Regions from separate parts of the Mus musculus genome. Here all the other regions are linked to region 1. The links are chromatin loops, found by intact Hi-C in ENCODE. Cell type or tissue: left cerebral cortex. All regions are shown on one strand.

What was found. Hi-C counts contacts between places; a loop is a spot of excess contacts. Peaks named below come from ENCODE experiments on the same cell type or tissue, not always from the same donor. Only the 100,000 strongest peaks of a DNase experiment are listed, where the experiment ranks them.
Region 2: it touches region 1 in a loop (2.1-fold over the local background); 20 of 42 quality-filtered maps call a loop at or near these places.
Region 3: a loop joins it to region 1, with 2.1 times the contacts of the local background. A loop is called at or near these places in 20 of 42 quality-filtered maps.

Annotation. Positions count from the first base shown.
Region 1 is chr2:118,544,560-118,547,059 of GRCm38, forward strand. Bmf (BCL2 modifying factor) reads right to left here. Exons shown (of 5, transcript NM_138313.4): 3 at 2,157-2,453; 4 at 523-686. Among named protein-coding and RNA genes, the nearest start is that of Bmf, 3.9 kb to the right of the region's middle. In left cerebral cortex, a CTCF peak has its summit at 1,368; DNase peaks (open chromatin) are centred at 215, 843 and 1,365; H3K4me3 peaks cover 15 bases; H3K27ac peaks cover 1,198 bases.
Region 2 is chr2:118,604,917-118,607,416 of GRCm38, forward strand. Bub1b (BUB1B, mitotic checkpoint serine/threonine kinase) reads left to right here. Exons shown (of 23, transcript NM_009773.3): 3 at 498-557; 4 at 1,628-1,772. Among named protein-coding and RNA genes, the nearest start is that of Bub1b, 8.0 kb to the left of the region's middle. In left cerebral cortex, a CTCF peak has its summit at 1,320 (motif pointing left); a DNase peak (open chromatin) is centred at 1,316.
Region 3 is chr2:118,596,863-118,599,362 of GRCm38, forward strand. It overlaps Bub1b (BUB1B, mitotic checkpoint serine/threonine kinase), which reads left to right and starts at 1,349. Exons shown (of 23, transcript NM_009773.3): 1 at 1,349-1,599. The coding sequence starts at 1,586. In left cerebral cortex, no CTCF peak of the experiment used is centred here; a DNase peak (open chromatin) is centred at 1,326; H3K4me3 peaks cover 482 bases.

The DNA of each region.
Region 1 (2,500 bases):
CCGCCGTCCGTGGCTCTGGGGAGACTCCGAGGTACAATCTCCAGAGTCCTGTGCCTGGGTTCCCAGACACAGACAGTGAGGACTGGCTCCCCAGCTGGAAAGTGTCAGGTTTCAACCGGTTCTACCACTTTCCCCCACTCAGGCCCCATCTCAGGACTGATTACTGGTTTCCCACTGTTCCTCGGCCAGGCACACCCCCAACTGCTCAGTTTCACTGCTGCATTCGGCAAGAGGCAAGCCCTTCACTTGGGTCCAGAGAGTTTGTCAAACCAGACTACAGGAAGCCATCCCATTGGCAGGGAGTGATGGCAGCAGCATCTTCCACCTCTTGTGAAGCTGAGTAGGTAGCTGGAGCTCTCAAGGACAGGAGTACTCATCTAATTGTGCTACCTGGGTCCATCCGTAATTGACAGTAGCCAAGACCAAAACTCTTAAACACACCCAGAGGTCTAGTAACCCCTGGCTCTGGCTTCCCAGCCTCAACAGCCTCAAAGCCCCCCCCCCCCCAACCCTCATGCCTACTTGTTGCGTATGAAGCCGATGGAACTGGTCTGCAATACACTGAAGCTTTCTGGCGATCTGCACCTCTGCTCGGTGCTGAAGGAACTGTCCTTCAGGGGGCTGCTCCCCAAGGGGTGAGCCTGCAGGGAAACTGGCAGGGAGAGGAAGCCTGTAGCCAGCGTTGCCTGCAAAAACAGAGAATCCACAACTCAGCCTTTTCTCCCCTTAGCCCATCTTCTCCATGTCAGCCCTTTCTGGCCAAGACCTGGAGTTACTGGTAAAGCTCAGGACAGAAGGAAGAGGAAGCAGCCTGGCCTTTACCAGGGCATCCTGCCAAACTTGGACAGCTGCCCAAGACTATAAACGTTGGTACAGGGCCGAGGGTGTAGCTTAGGAGTAGCTGAATATTTAGTACACATGAGCGCGTGTGTGCACACACATATACACGCGCACACATGCACACACACTTATGCTGGAAAAACAGGAAAGAATACAGACCCTGCCTTCTCCTCAGCACTGTCCTGTCAGTGCCATGGCATAGCACAGGGTGCTAACGTGTGTGACGACCATGCCAAGCTTCTGGCATTTATCAGGCTGTACTTGACCTAAATGTGTTACTCGGGTAGCAGTAGGTGGAAGCGCTTCTCTGGGATAACTCTCCAGAGTTCCTGGGTTGTGCAAAGCAGACAAGGAAAAGCAAAACAAACAAAAAAACCCAAAAGTGCCTTCGTTTTTCTAGTATAGTTAGGGAGAGCTGGGCTCATCACTCAGAGATCAGAGCAGCAGCAGCAAAGCGGATGAGAAAACTCCTGAGGCCCACAGAGCAGCCAAGTCGGCTCACCGAGTGCTGGCACCAGAACGGCCGCTGGGGGCGCCTGCCACCTCCTGCCTCCTCCCTCTTCCAGCCCGAAGCAGGCCTCATCCAGCTTCTCTGACTCCCGCCAGAACTGCTTTTCCAGAAGTGCCCTATGGGCAGTTCCCTCTGAGAGTAAGTGCAGCGCGCTCCTCAGGGCTCCTCGGTCTGCTCCCGCAGACACAGCAGGATGACCTCTGAGCCTTTACCCTCCCTCCACAGGCCAGTGCACTAAAAGAAGAAAACAGACCGAGTGTCTAATCCTGCCCTCTTGCCAGAGGAGGGCATATTTCTCATAAAACAAACCCTTGAAGCCCACAAATGAAGGGGTCTTGTCTGATTTAGCCTTAGTAACAACCCCTCTCCTGGCACTGAGCCCAGATAGGCCCAACCTCTTTCTCCAGTTCCCCTTCCCAGCACAGAAAGTCCCAAATGGCAACTGGAAGCCACCTTCTGTCTTTGGGAATCTTCCGTATAAGTACTGGCTGAGTGGTACAGTGACACATGGTTTAAAACTCCCTTCCACCTCGAGAAAGGCAAATCAGCACTGGGGCCAAAGGGCAGAGCCACTGAAACGACATAGGATGTGAAAGGAGATTGCAGGGACCAAGAAACCCCTCCAAGAAGAACAGAAAGAACAAAGCAGTTTGCTCTATTGGGGGCCCAAGCTCAGGTGAGGAAGGCTGAAAGCTCTTGAATAGATAGCCCTGGCTGTTCAGTTTGAGGAAGGAAATAGTACAGAGCAGGTTTAGGGAGGGAAAGTCCCCTCTTTCCCCCAATCTCTAAGGTTAAGAGCACTCACCGTAAAAGAGTCTCTGGGGTTCCTCTGTCACCCCACAAGGCAGCATGACACCCTGGCTTGGGGAAGCTGGACTGAGGGTCTGAGTGGCCTTGTCTTCCTGGCTTATGGGCCGGAGTCCGGGACCACAGCAATGGGTGAGAGGGAAGAGCTGGAGTCGACTGAGGGGACAGTCCAGCTGGCTCTGGGCAAACAGGTCAGCAGAGAGCAAGCCCCCAGGCTGTGTCCCTGGCTCCCCATCCTCTGACTGGAACACATCATCTTCTAGCTCCTCCACACACTGAGGTGGCTCCATCTCTCCTGTCAGAGAACAATGGAAGCATCTGGGCTGCTGTCCTACTGAGGCC
Region 2 (2,500 bases), 60 kb after region 1:
CTCACACCAGGCCCAATTGGCCCTGTCCTCCTGGTGCTTGTAGATCAATACCATAGGCTCTCAGTTAGGCTCTCTCTAGCTGTGCCTGCTGCCATGCTCCCTGCCATGGTGGTCATGGACTCTAACCGTCGGAAACTGTTAGCCCCCAGTAAACTCTCTGTCAGTGGCCTGGGTCATGGTGTCTTATCACAGCAATAGAAAGTAACTGAGACAGCACTCTCCAGAGATGAATCATCTCTCTAACCAAAACAGTAATTAATTTGGTGTGCTTTTTGTTCTTTTTTTAAAAAGCTGGCTTCAGAATCTACTAGGGTCTTGAGTACTGTGCCACTGAGTTAAACCCACTCTATTCCTTTTCTGTTTAACAAATTCTCAAATTCTAGTCTAGTTACTTAAGTCACTATGAACTCATTGAGAAGTGAATAGAAATAGAAAGGAGACCTGTTTCCTGGGGCTGTCAGAACTGCATGTGCTAACACACCCTGTTTCAATTCCAGGGCATTTGAATCTGAAATCCGCTTTTACTCTGGAGATGACCCTCTGGATGTGTGGGACAGGTGAGGATGTTTATATGGAGAGAACAACAGAGACATTCACAGAGGAGTGTTGTTGGCCTCATTTCTCAGGTAGAGGGATATGGCGTGGTGGATGGAGCAGACAGTACTGTTTGGCAGAACATTCTGGAACAGCCATGGTAGTTTTCCAGCCAAGGTTTGTTGTGCGGGGCTGTGCATAGAGCCCAGAGCTTTACATTTGCTAAGGAAGGGCTGTACAGTAGTTAAACTCCATCTTCCCTGAGGTGCTTAAGGCTGGAGCACGATACAACATGAAGGCGCGTGTGTTACTGACTCTTTCTTTAGAGTGTTTATTACAAGCGCTTCATGAAAGCTTGAGAGAGAGAGAGGATCGGTACATGTTATTGAGAACTTCTAAAGAAACATACTTTGAATATGTTAAATATTTCTGCTTAAAAATCCAGAGTAGAGGGGACTGGAGAGATGGCTCAGTGGTTAAGAGCACTGACTGCTCTTCCAAAGGTCCTGAGTTCAATTCCCAGCAACCACATGGTGGCTCACAACCATCTGTAATGGGATCCGATGCCCTCTTCTGGTGTGTCTGAAGACAGCTACAGCATACTTATATACATAAAATAAATGAAAAAATCTTTATAAAGAAATCCAGAATAGAAGAAGGCTTGAGCAATTGTCCATCTGTTAAAAGCGCTGGCTCTTCTTCCAGAGGATTGGGTTGGCTTCCCAGCTCTCATAGCAGTTTACAGCCCTGCAGAACTCCATCCTGAGGGATCTGATGCCCTCTTCTGGCCTCTAGTGGCACTGCACAATGCAGTATCTAGGCACACATACACACAAATAGTAAACTAAGTAAATCCAGAGTAGATTGGGTGTGGTGGAACATGCCGATAACCTAAGCATTTGGGAGGTAAAGGCAGGGGAATCCCTTTGAGTTGAGTCTGTCCTGGTCCACATGGTTGAGTACAGGCCAGCCAGGGCTATATAGTGAGACTCAAAAACAAAAGCAAAAAAATCCATTCAGAGTGAGCCTTAGAACCAAAGCAAAAGTATGCATCAGTGCAAAATAATGTTCTTTTCCTTCTCTTCTCATTCAGATATATTAATTGGACAGAACAGAACTACCCTCAAGGGGGGAAAGAGAGTAACATGTCAGCGTTAGTGGAGAGAGCGATAGAAGCACTCCAAGGAGAGACGCGCTATTATAATGACCCCCGCTTTCTCAGTCTCTGGATCAAATTGGTGAGTGTCACCAGAATATTAAATTGACAGTTTTCCTGTAGAGGTATCTAATTAATAGGCAAAAGTGGAGTCATTTAGCCAGTAATGATTAATAAGTCTTTGTATCTATTGAGTTGCTTTGACTTAAAGATGTAACTATAACATTGTTGCAGGATGTTTATTTGATCACACTGTAAACCCTGAGATTGTGTTATTTACTAGAAAAGCCTGTTTCTAGTTGTGTGGCTCAGCCCAGTTACACTCTAATCCAAGAATGTTGTAGGATATTTGGTTGTACTGAGAGATTGTGTACTGGAAAAACCTGTTTCTAGTTGTGGTGTGGCTTAACCCCAGCACACACCTTTAATCCAAGAACTTTCTCTTTATTGTAAACAGTATTAAATAAAGTCAACCGTAGGTCAAGAGGAGGAGCAAGCAGTTGACAGGGAGTGAACCTAGAAAAAACGATAGAGTGGGAGGGAGTCAGGAGAGAGGCTAGAGAGACGCACAGGAAGTAGAAGGGAGGGACATCCAGCTTGAAGGGGTTGCCACTGGAGTGGAGGAGGAGAGCGGCTTTTTCCTTTTGGGAAGTCGGCTGTGGAGGAAGGTCAGCTGGGTGCTTTCCCTGACTCTCTGAGCTAGCAGGCTTTCACCCTGGCATCTGGGCCCAGAGTCTTTATTGGTAAAATTGAACTTTTGAGATTTTGTTAAAAACGGGATAACATCCTGAGGCTTTGTGCTTTAAGATG
Region 3 (2,500 bases), 52 kb after region 1:
AATGGGCTATGTACACCTCTAAGGAGACGAGAGAGGGAGGGAAGATTGAGTCTTAAGGGAGAGGCAGTGCAGTAAGGAAGAGAGTGTAGTACAGGATACAGCAGTCCTGGAGAGCAGTGCAGTATTGTTGCGAGGGAGAGTAGAGCAGCACGGGAGGGAGAGGGAGGCAGGTTGAAAAGAGAACAAGCTGGACACAGGTAAAGACAGAATGAGCAAGAGATTGAGAAAGAGCCAGAAGATTAGGAAATAGAAAAGACTGCTAGAGTGAGTTTGAGGCCAAGCAGAGCAATTCAGGGGCTGGGAGAGAAGCCAGATTGAGTCAGTCAGCTGGGAGAGGAGTTTGAGCCAGAACAGCTGAGTTGAACCAGCCAGGTAGACTTCAGAAAGAACAAGAAAGGGTGAGCTTATTCAACAAAATTGAGAGGCTGACCTAGATTAGATCTTATGGAGGCTAGAATTTTCTAGGAGTGGATCTAGGTCAGCAGATGGAGGCAGTAAGCCCCTCAGACAACAATCACAACAGGAGAATAAAAGTTATTTTTATAGCCTGATCTACAGAGCGAGTTCCAGGATAGCCAAGGCTACACAGAGAACCCTTGTTTTGAAAAACAAAAACAAACAAAAAACAAAAGCAAACTTTTTATTGTGAAGTAAAGTTGCCCTGGATGGTCTTGAAGTCTTGGTCCTCACATCTCAGTCTCCAGAGTAGCTGAACTATAGGCCTGCATTACCAAGCCTTTAGCTCCAGTGAGACAGGCAAAGCGCTTACCCTGTTTGTATTCTGTGTTAGATCGTAGTTTACAGGACATCTGGTAGGCTGCATGAGAGAACAAATGGTACACTTCCAAGAGAATTTAAAGGAAGTTGGTCAAAGTTGAGAAGTTGTAGAGGTCAAAGGGCTTGCTGGGGAAAGGAAGTGCAGTGCTAAACCAGGTCTTGTGTAAAAGAGAAAAACGAGAACACAGTCTTTCCACAGGAAACAGCTGGGTGAGAGTGGCCTAAGGATCCCTGGACAGGTGTTAAGACCTGGGGCTCAGACAAGACCTAGGCGTAGCACAGTTAATTGTTCGGAGCAACCCAGAAGAGTAATGTACTCAAAGACACGTTATGAAACTGAAACCATCAAAGAACCTCTTGTTAATAAAGTGTCTCTCCCTGGGTTCGAAGGCTTGTCTTAGAAAGGAAACACAGAGCAAACTCGAAGTGCCTGAGCACGCTGCAGTGCTAGGACAACCATTGGTCCTTGCACCTCAAACCTGAAACTACAACTCCCATTGTGCATTGCGCAGCGCGTGCTTAAACCCGGGATACACTACAATCCCCAGAATGCTTTGGGAGGAGCGGGAGCGGGGAGCGGCGAGGCTACGTCTGCGTCAAGAGACGTTAAATTTGAAACTTGGCGGCCCGTGCGTGATGGGGGCGTGAGGAGGCTATTCTGAGAAGGAATCGGGTGCGTGGTTTTGTTTAGGAGCACGGGGTGACGATCTTCGCAGCTCCAGAGCCAGCTGAAGGTTGAGGGAGACTCAGTTAGCACTCGGAGGATAAAGGTCTGCGGAAGGGCGAGAGCAAGTATTGGGAATGCAGGATGGCGGAGGCGAGGTAAGGACCGGACGCAAATTGCTGCCGCTGGGTGCTCGGCTGGCGAGGGGAGGATCGAGGAGGTCGGCCAAGAGCAGGTCTCCCCAAACCCCCTTCCCAACGGCGTGGAGCCCTGCATCCAGCCAGGGGGCAAGACTGGGAGAGTTTGGAATTTGCCATATGATCTGGTTCTGAAACTCACCTCAGCCGTTTTTATTTGACCTTGAACATGTTTACGGAGGGGTGGGGGCACGCAGATATTAATGCTGCTTTATGGAGTTCTGGGAGGATTCAAGATGTTTGTAAAGTACCTGCTTTCAACTAATAAGTGTTCTCACTTTGCTAGCAGCTTAGGGATCTGAAGAGCAGAGCACTTGCAGCTTTTCCTCATCATAAAATATAGAGGGTTTTTCTAGGTTAGAATTTAAGATGCATTTCAATTATGGAACTTATAATAACTGGGTAATTGCTGTCATAAGCTGTCATTCATGGAAGAGAATTTATCGACTACCATTTTGAGCACTGAAGGCGAACAGTAAAAGACACAAAATCCCAACCTTTGTGAAGCTTAAGTTCTGGGGAGGAATGAATCGGGGTGTGTGTCGCGGATGGGCAATAAGACATGTTTAACATCAGATAGAATCAGTATTAACAAGTGTAAAGCAAGAGAAGACGGCATTGGAGGTAGAACTAGTGTGGTTTCAGAAGGGTTTGGACATGTAACTCAGGAAGGGCACTTGTTCAAGGTACATAAGGCCTTAGTTCATTACCCAGCAATGAGGCTTGGGGGTGGGGGAGTCGGGGCAGAGGGAGATTTGAACAGAGGCCTCCCTGATGAGATGGCACTTGGGTCTGAACTAGAAGGAACTAGTCACGGACAGGTGAGATGGCTCTGTGGATAGAGATAATTGCTAACCAAGAC